Regions from separate parts of the Homo sapiens genome. Here all the other regions are linked to region 1. The links are chromatin contacts, found by Hi-C or POLR2A ChIA-PET in ENCODE. All regions are on one chromosome and are shown on one strand. Each heading gives the region's core, a stretch centred on a gene start or an enhancer-like site at or near the end of the contact. The rest is flanking DNA. Distances are from core to core; before and after follow the strand shown. Region 1 holds the start of UBE2Q2 (ubiquitin conjugating enzyme E2 Q2). Region 2 holds the start of CSK (C-terminal Src kinase). Region 3 holds the start of ARID3B (AT-rich interaction domain 3B).

What was found. A loop is a pair of places that touch in the nucleus more often than their neighbours do. ChIA-PET counts read pairs that join two places held with the same protein, here RNA polymerase II (POLR2A). Pooled maps may share reads with other maps.
Region 2: a map with no recorded cell type shows a loop between it and region 1 (3-fold over the local background). The contact joins the promoter of CSK here to the promoter of UBE2Q2 in region 1. A Hi-C loop is called at or near these places in 2 of 37 single-sample maps with no recorded cell type and 5 of 50 pooled maps.
Region 3: a loop to region 1 is called in a map of CD8-positive, alpha-beta T cell, with 20 times the contacts of the local background. The contact joins the promoter of ARID3B here to the promoter of UBE2Q2 in region 1. A Hi-C loop is called at or near these places in 1 of 168 maps with a recorded cell type or tissue (CD8-positive, alpha-beta T cell) and 10 of 50 pooled maps. POLR2A ChIA-PET finds 5 or more read pairs at or near these places in 2 of 52 experiments (OCI-LY7 and naive thymus-derived CD4-positive, alpha-beta T cell).

The regions. Positions count from the first base shown.
Region 1 is chr15:75,842,197-75,845,058 of GRCh38, reverse strand. UBE2Q2 (ubiquitin conjugating enzyme E2 Q2) reads right to left here and starts at 1,612. Exons shown (of 13, transcript NM_173469.4): 1 at 1,213-1,612. The coding sequence starts at 1,392. RefSeq lists silencers at 802-1,201, 1,452-1,531, 1,672-1,811, 1,852-2,031 and an enhancer at 633-1,530.
Region 2 is chr15:74,780,664-74,783,363 of GRCh38, reverse strand. It overlaps CSK (C-terminal Src kinase), which reads right to left and starts at 1,284. Exons shown (of 13, transcript NM_004383.3): 1 at 644-1,284. RefSeq lists enhancers at 7-582, 1,625-1,694, 1,715-1,834 and silencers at 815-1,074, 1,185-1,404.
Region 3 is chr15:74,539,903-74,542,602 of GRCh38, reverse strand. ARID3B (AT-rich interaction domain 3B) reads right to left here and starts at 1,383. Exons shown (of 9, transcript NM_006465.4): 1 at 1,273-1,383. LOC124903528 (a long non-coding RNA gene) reads left to right here and starts at 1,515. Exons shown (of 2, transcript XR_007064719.1): 1 at 1,515-1,705. RefSeq lists enhancers at 388-447, 1,798-1,947, 1,522-2,063, 1,998-2,127 and silencers at 437-621, 1,138-1,497.

The sequences.
Region 1 (2,862 bases), core at 363-2,862:
CAATTCTGCAACACTAGTGCCCAGAACACTCAGACGTATTCATTCAATAAATGAATTATCTCCTCAGTACAGCACTTGTCTTTTTTTTTTTGAAATTAACACACCTTCTGCCCAGATAGTCTGGTAACCATTTTAAGGTCAATTATAACATCAAGGTTTTTGCAAACGCCAGCCACCCTGCAGGCACTTGAGTACCCACTGACTCAACCAAAGGGAGTTAAAAACAAGACTTGGTTTTAGCCATGTTTGAAAAGGAGCCCGAAGCCACCACCTTGACGCCTATTATAACCAAGAGAATATTCTGCAGTTTGGACCAATATCCTACATCAATTTCACGACGAATAGCTTCACGATACACTTTTATGGAGAAACTTAATACTTCAATTCCTTTACCAAGCCTTGGGTTTCTAATGAGATTTCCGCTTAATGAGTGAGTTTTTAAAAGTGTCTTTTCGGCTTTGTGACATACGTGATCTTTCCGGGGAGCAGCCCTGGCGCGTATCTCCTTTCACCTATCCATTTTCGAGGCTTACACACAAGGGAGGGGCCACACGAATACACACTCAACACCACCTGCCGCAACGACGGTACTATGCTCCTTTCCAGAACACAGCAGCGCGCAGCCAGGCCCGGGGGAGAGGGGTCGCTCAAACAGCACCAGAGTCTGCATTCCAACTTTTCCTCCGTCAACGAGTCCATTCTCATTGTCAGTTTCTCCTTAAACGCAAACTTAAAAACAATTGGCTGAACAAGCGGGAAGAAGGAAAATCCGACTGAAAAATGAGGCGTTAAAACTTAAGGGCCGTTCCCCTTGCCGGCCTGGGCTCAAACAACAGCCGGAGCTGCGCCGCCCCGCCCCGCCCCGCCCCGGTCCCGGGAGCAGGCCGGCTGAGGGCGGCCATGGACCCCACAAGGGCTTGGGCCGCCGCGGACTCCCCCCTCGGGGCTAGGAGACGGGGACCGAGATGGGCCAGAAGCCCCCAAGCCAGCCCCTGGCGAGAAGCCGGAAAGACGCGCCCTCCGCCTCCTCCCACCCAAGCCTCGCGCAGTCCCAGCCCGGCCTGGGATGGGCAAGTCGCGGGGGAAAGGGGCGGGCCTGCCCCGCCCGGGGAGCCGGAGCCTCTCCGGGGCAGGCTCCCCTTTGTCCCGGGACTCGAAGCGCCCCCTCTCCGTCCTCGCCCTGCCCCGCGGGGCCGCGGCCGGGCGCCTCACCGTGATGTTGCAGTGGAGCGTGAGTGGCGGCGGCAGCGAGTGCGGGCTGCCCTGCTGCGGCACCAGGAACTGGCAGTGCAGCTCGTCCAGCTTCCAACTGACGATGCGGAATCGCTCGTGGTTCTTGTCGAAGATGGACGCCAGGAACTTCAGCTCGGCCTTGAGCCCTGACACGGACATCTTCCCCTCATCTCCGGCGGGAGGGGCGCGGAAGGGGAGCCGGGCGCGGAAGGGGAGCCGGGCCCGGAGCCGCCGTCACGGCCGCGACCGCCCCGCGGGGCCGGCCTGGGCCGCGCTCTCGCGGCTCCGCCTCGTCGAGCGCTGCTGGAAAATGGCGAGGGGCGCGGAAGCCTCGGCGTGTGGCGGCCTGGGTGGCGCTTCCTTTGTAACCGACTCCAGCGGCAGGAGGCGGCGGCCCCGCGGCTTAAAAGGGCAACAGCGACGCCGCCCCCGCTACCGCCTGGGAAAGGGCTGCCCCCACCCCGCCCCCGTCCCCCTCACCCTGGCGCGCCCTGCGCGCTCCGGTTTCAGCGCGTGCACGAGGCCAGAGCGCGCGCGCCCGGCCGCCCCCTCCTCGCCTTGACCCAGCTCCCTTGTTCCCGACCCATCTGCTCCGTTCTTCGCACCCGCGGACTGGAGGCTCGGGGCCAGCTGGCGCCCGGGCCCCAGAAGTCGGGGAGGAGCCGGAGACCCCCGCGCGCCCCCGCCCCCGGCCTGGAGCCGGACACGTGCGTGGCGGATCGCGCCGGCCACGTCGGCGCCGCTGCAGACTAGCGCCAGCCCCTGGGGGCGGCTCCTCAGCTTGGCGCTCGGCGCGGCACCCGCTAACCTCACTGGGGGGACCTCGTGGGAGACGCGGGTGCGGCTCACCCAGCGTTACCTCCGCTACTTTCACCCTAGTCCGAGCCACCGCTTCGCTAGCCTGGGTTCCTGTGAGGACCTTCTCACCAGCCTGGGTTCCTGTGAGGACCTTCTCACCGGACTCGCTGCTCCCGCCTTTGCTCTCAAACCATCCATTTACCCAAGACGATGGTTTAGCCCCTGGAGGCTGTTGCCTGGAGGTGTCCCATGATTTCATCCCTTCCCTTAGCTACCACCTGTGTTCACTCTGCCGTATATAGTCTCTCTCTCCCCCCTTTCCTTATTTTGCCTTGTTTCCCAAGCTTAAGATAACCCTCCCCACCCACACCCCCATGGAGCTAGGGCTGCCCACTATTTTCACTAAACTCATAGCTCAAATATCATCTCCGGCACCCCCCACCACAACCCATTTCAAATAGTCACCCTGTGTCACATCGTCCTGTGCTAAGTTTTTGTTGGGCACCTGTCACTATCTGATCTTTAACCCATTTATTCCTTGTCTCTGCCCCGTGTTAATGTGTTCAGAGCTGTATCCCCAGGACCTAGAACAAGACCTGTTATATAGTAGAAACCCGATATGATTGAATTGAATGCTCGCTCTTATCTGGAATCCCCACCACTAGCACAATTCCTGGCACATTGTAGGTGCTCAAAAAATGAATAAAGGTCTGGATAGCAGTCCAAAGGAATACATCCCAATTTGGCAGACAATAGTGTGTGCAATCGTAAGTGCAAGAGGCAGGACCAGCTGCATATGCGTCCAACCTATGTAGTTGCACAGTGCTCCCA
Region 2 (2,700 bases), core at 35-2,534, 1.1 Mb after region 1:
GAATGGGCTGCCCAGGGTGCCAGAAGGTGGGGGCATGGTGCTAATGCTCCGTTACCTCCCCCCGGGCAGAAGGCCTGCCCAGTTTCCCACCCAAAGATCCCTTGGCTTAGGCCTGGTCTTCTGAGAGGCCAAGGGTGACAGGCTCAGTCCTAGGACCTGGGCTTCTAACTGCTCACCCGAGGTGGCTGGGCCCTGGGCTTGCTTGCAGCCCGCAGGGTCATGGTGGGGTAATGAGGGAGGGGTCAGAACCAAGCAAGCCAGGGCACCTGCGGGGAGGCCCTGTACAGGGAAGGGCAGGGGAGTCCAGCACTCTCTCTAGGGACCTGGCCCATACGGATCCTCTTCCTCCAGACTCCAGCCACCTCCTACTCTGAGCTCCACAGAGGGGGGGACTCGGGATGACCCGAGAAGACGAGTCCGTGGAGCTGCAGGGCAGTACCTCCCTCATGCACTCCCTTCCAATTTGGGTTCTGACAGTGGCTCCTGGGAGAATTCGAACCCGTGCAAGGGAGTAAAGGAGAGAAGGGAGAAGTGGGAGAAGAGGGGAATGGGAGTGGACGCGACAGTGGCAGCAACAGAGACTAGACGCGCGACCTCCACCCTCTTCCCTCCAGGGGACACTCCGGGACGGCCAGGCACTCACCTCTCTTGGGGCACTGCGGTCCGGGCCACCTCGCCGCGGGCGGCATCAGCGGCCTGCGGGACGGTCCATGCGGTCAGGGGGGAGGGGAGGGGCGCAGGGGTCCCCAGGGGGTGCGGTACAAAGAGGTATGGGTGCAAGGAGAGGGGAGGAGGGACCGCCAGGCAGAGGCAGGGGGACGGACGCACGGCCCGGGTCGCGGAGGGAAGAAAGGCGGGGGAAGGGGGCGGGAGGGAGTCGGGGGGAGGAAACAATGTAGCCGGCGCGGCCCCGGCAGAGTTCCGCTTCCGAGCGCCGCCACTGAGGTTCGATTTTGGAACGTCGCGCTGGCTGCCGGGGGCCGCCCCGGACGCTCGATCGGGGCCGCGGGGCTCCTCGCGCTCCACGCCCCGCGGGCTCCGGCGGCCAGAGGCTGGCTGGGGCGGGAGGGACGGCGGGCCGGGTTACGGCCCCGACGGCGGCGCAGCCGGGCGGTCGCCCGGCTCGGACCCCACCCCGGCAGAAGCCCCCGGGCAAGGCGCGGGTGGGGCAGGAGCGGGAGGGCGGCAGCGGGCTCGGCGGCGGCGGCGGCCAACCTCGGCTCGCCCAGGGCTCCGCTGGGAGGAAGCTCGCAGGCCTGGCGAGAGGAAGCGCGGCCCGGATCCTCCGCCCGCGGCAGCGCGCCTGCGCGAGGGGGCCTGCCCGGCGCGCGGCGGGGCGTGGGCCGGCGGGGCGGCGCCCCCTGCCGGGCGCCGGGGGCACTGCGGGGGGTGTGTCCGCGCCCACGCCCTGCCCCCACTTGCCGCCTGGCTGCGTTGAAGGCTCCGAGGGTCTCTCCTCAGCCGGCCTGGGAGCAACCTCCCAGCCTTCTCTGGACGCAGCTTTCCCGCTGCAGAAGCGCTGGGGGCCGGGCCTGGGCCCCTCTCCTCAGGTCTGTTTGTGGAGAGTGGGCCTGATTCGCAGCAGAAAGCCTTCATTCATTCATTCACCAACATTTCCTGGCGCTGACATCGTGGCGGAGCCTGCTCTGGAGTCTATTGGCAAGACCATTTCACTACCGTCAAGGCGTTCTCGGTCGGGTGGGGGTAGGCTGACAGGCCGACAGACAACGGCAAGGAAATAATTGATCAAAGTGGAGAGGTGGTGGACACGGTTCCCAGGAGGCAGAAAGAAAACTAGGGCTAACGGGGAGACCTCACACCTCACAGAGCCGGGACCAGGCAGAGGGAACAGCATGCACAAGGGCGGGGAGTGCGGAGGGAGCTTGGTGGCTTCTGGGATCTAAATATAGCTCAGGCGGCTGCCGCTTGCAGTGTGGGTGGGGGAGAGTGGTGGGAGATGGGTTCCTGCAAACAACAGGGGCAAAAGAGATCCAAAGAGCCTCATGGGACTTTCTTGGAGTTTATGTTCAGCCTGGAGGCAATAAAGAAGTTGTCAGCAGCTCTGTGACCTTGGGCAAGTTACTTAACCTCTCTGTGCTTTAGTTTCCCCATTTGGTAAAATAGGTGATATATAATGGCACCGACTTCTTAAGTTTTTGTGGGGAGGGGAGGAAATGAGTTAATACGTTTAAAGTGCTTAGTATGCAGTAGCTGGCACGTGAGGAGCCCTCCGTTAAGCAAGGGCTGTTACATCACTGTTAACGAAAAGCAGGGAGATGACCTGCTCTGAGCCACAGGAGAGGACAGCGTGCTCAGGCATGACAGGGGTGGGAGAGTGCAGGGTGGCGGGGGAACAGAATGGGGATGCAGTGATGAGGGTGAGACCGGGGAACAGAATGGGGATACAGTGATGAGGGCGAGACCAGAGACTCCAGCGTAGGGAGGAGGTAAAGGTGGGGGACTTTCTAGGGACTAGACCCTGAAGCAAGGGTCAGGCTTGGGTGGACAGAGGGAAGAGGCACTCTTGGGGTTGGGGGGGAGGAAGTGGGGCATGCTGACAAAGTCTTGGAACACAAAATAAGCATGAAGAGGCCCGAGGGAGCGAGAAGAGGGCAAACAGCCCTGTGGGAGACGGAGCTGGGAGACAGTGTGGCTGCAGATTGTTTTAAAGAGCCTCGGATGCCAGGAGGAGTTGCCCCC
Region 3 (2,700 bases), core at 134-2,633, 1.3 Mb after region 1:
CAAAAATTCACGGAGAAGTAATCACATCTTCAGCAATAAAAACTGCTTGGATTTAAGATTTTTTCCAGGTTAGAGTAAAAAAGGGTACAATTTTTAAAGCTAGGCCAATTAGTAGAGATTAAAAATTCTCATTTTCTGTTTATCTTATAGCCCTGTTTGTGCCTTTTGTGTTCTGTGAAAGATTCGCATTCCAATTTGCCTCTTACTGCCTTTACTTCCTCTCTTGGCACTTCAGAAAGTGTGAGTTACGCTTGCAGCAATACTTTCATTCTGCTTTAGCTCTTCTTACAGTGTAAAAAAGCATGACAAGATTTACATCCACATTAAATTCAGTTGGCAAAAGTGTTCATTTAAAATGAAAACAATTTGGGTCAAAGAAAATTACAGAATAAAGCAAATAATTCGGTGTTCATTTTAAATGTCCTCATAGTCATTACAGTCAATCAATCACGATCGGAATAACTTCTCAACCAAGTCCTGCCAGTCACTGAACAACTGCTTCTTGTCTTGTGGCACCATCTTCTCTGAATGCTGTCCCCAGCAGAGGGGGAGGTGTCCCTCCCACAGCCTCTTATAGTAAGACTGAGATGACTCAGTTCTACAACTCAATACACACACCCTCCCCCAAAGAGCCCATTTTCCCGCAGTCCCTAAGCAGCCAGCGATCCAAACAATGCCACCTGCCTACATTTGGAGAACTTATGTCTCAAATCTAAACCTCTTCATCCCTTCACACGGGCCCCTCCCCCATTTCCCCTAAAGTTCCCGGACCACCAAGCCGGGTACAACGGACTACCTGCAGCTTTGAACCCGGCCTGCTGACCATTCCCCTGCTTTTGCTGCCGGATTCTTTTGGCCCCGGGCCCCTGTAAGCCCCACAGCCCACCTTCCCGGTCACCCCTGCACGCCTCCCCCCATTCTTTATTCACCTCCCCCCATTCAGCCCTATCATTTTTACCTCTACCAACCCTCCCAGCCAATCCGCTGGCTCTTCCGATGGCCCCCGCCCCACCTATCTGCGCGCCCACTCAGCTCCAGGGCCCCTCACCCTTCTCATCGCTTTATCTCAAACGCTTTATCTCAAATGCCCTAATGGGCACAGGGCGCTCGGGGCTCCCGCGGCGCTCTCACTTTCCTTCGCGGTCCCCGCGCCCCCGACTCGCGCATTCCCCTCTCTCTCTACACCTGCCTCGGCTCCTGGCCTCGGCCCCTCCACCTGTCGCAGCCTCCTCTCCCGCCATGCCTGAGGGAGCCCGGACCCGGGCCACTTACCTGTGCGGGGCACTCCGGGTTTTCGGGCGGCGGAGGAGGCGGCAGCTCAGGCCCCGGCGCGGCAGCTGCGTCTCGGACTCCTCCGCAGCCGGGGGCCACAGCCGGGGCGGGGCCCGCACCGGAAGCGGCGCCGCGGGGCTGGACCGCCAGCCAGGGGCGGGGGCGGGGGCGGGGCGGGGCCACAGGGGGCGGGGCGGGACCGAAGCCGGAAGCTGCTAGAAAGGGACCGGGGGGCGGGGTGGGACGAGGCGGAAGTGACTCCTACGGACCGCGCAGCCCGACTGAGTTGTGGGAGGAAGCGAATGGAAGCGGGCGGAAGCCTCGGCCAATGGCAAAGTGCGGACACAGAGGGGTTCCGGTGTGAGCACTTCCGCGGGGAGTTGAAAAGAGCTGGGCGGGAGATCGTGTTCTCCGAGCGTTTTCTATTGCGGAGGTTGGTGTGGCTTGGGCGGTTGGCTGGGAGGAAAGTAACTAAAGAGCAGAGGAGTGTAGGGTTTGCCGTCGCTTCGGTCCCCTCCTCAATCTCCTGCCTTCAAGCCGGTCTTCCTCAGAGGTTCTCGTGTTTAGATCAGCTTGTCTCTAAACTTCTCCGCTCCTTCCTGGGACAGAGACCTGGCTGTCCCGAGAATGTTGCGTCCCTTGAAACTTTCTCACATGAATTAGTATTCTCAGGTCTCAGTTTGCAGAGGTCGGGATTATGTGCCAGGTGCTGTCACCTCTTGTAAAAACACTTGCTTCTTCAGCCCTTCCCCTTAGACTCTGTCACCTACTTCACCCCGTTTGGAGATAATCTGCCGATCTGTGTATCCAGCTCCTTGTCTGTCTCCCGTCTGACCATCTTTGATAATTTCAGAGCCTATGTGGCCAACCCATTCAACATCGGGCCTCGTCTTTAGCGACCCTTATATCAGCCTCCCAATCCCAGTTAAAACCTGGACCTTGTCCCTCCAAACGCTATCGCGTCACGACTCAGTAATTTGAACAACCCTCTTTTCAACCACAGCCTGCTATTCTCTCAGCTTGACTACTTTTGAATTATAGGCCTGATGCAGTAGCTCACGCCTGTAATTTCAGCACTTTGGAAGGCTGAGGCAGGCGAATCTCTTGGGCCCAGTAGTTGGAGAGCAGCCTGGGCAACAAGGCGATACCCCATCTCTACAAAAAATACAAAGTTTAATGAGGCGTTTTGGCGCATGCCTGTGGTCCCATCTACTCGGAAGGCTGAGGTGGGAGATCACCTGAGCCCAGGAGAGGCGGAGGTTGCAGTGAGCCATGATTGTGCCACTGCACTCCAGCCTGGGTGACAGAGACACTGTTCCCCCCCCCCAAAAAAAATAGAATTACAGCATAACTGTTATTACTGTTATTTCACTTTTTTTTTTTAGAAGGAGTCTTGCTCTGTCGCCCAGGCTGGAGTGCAGTGGCGCA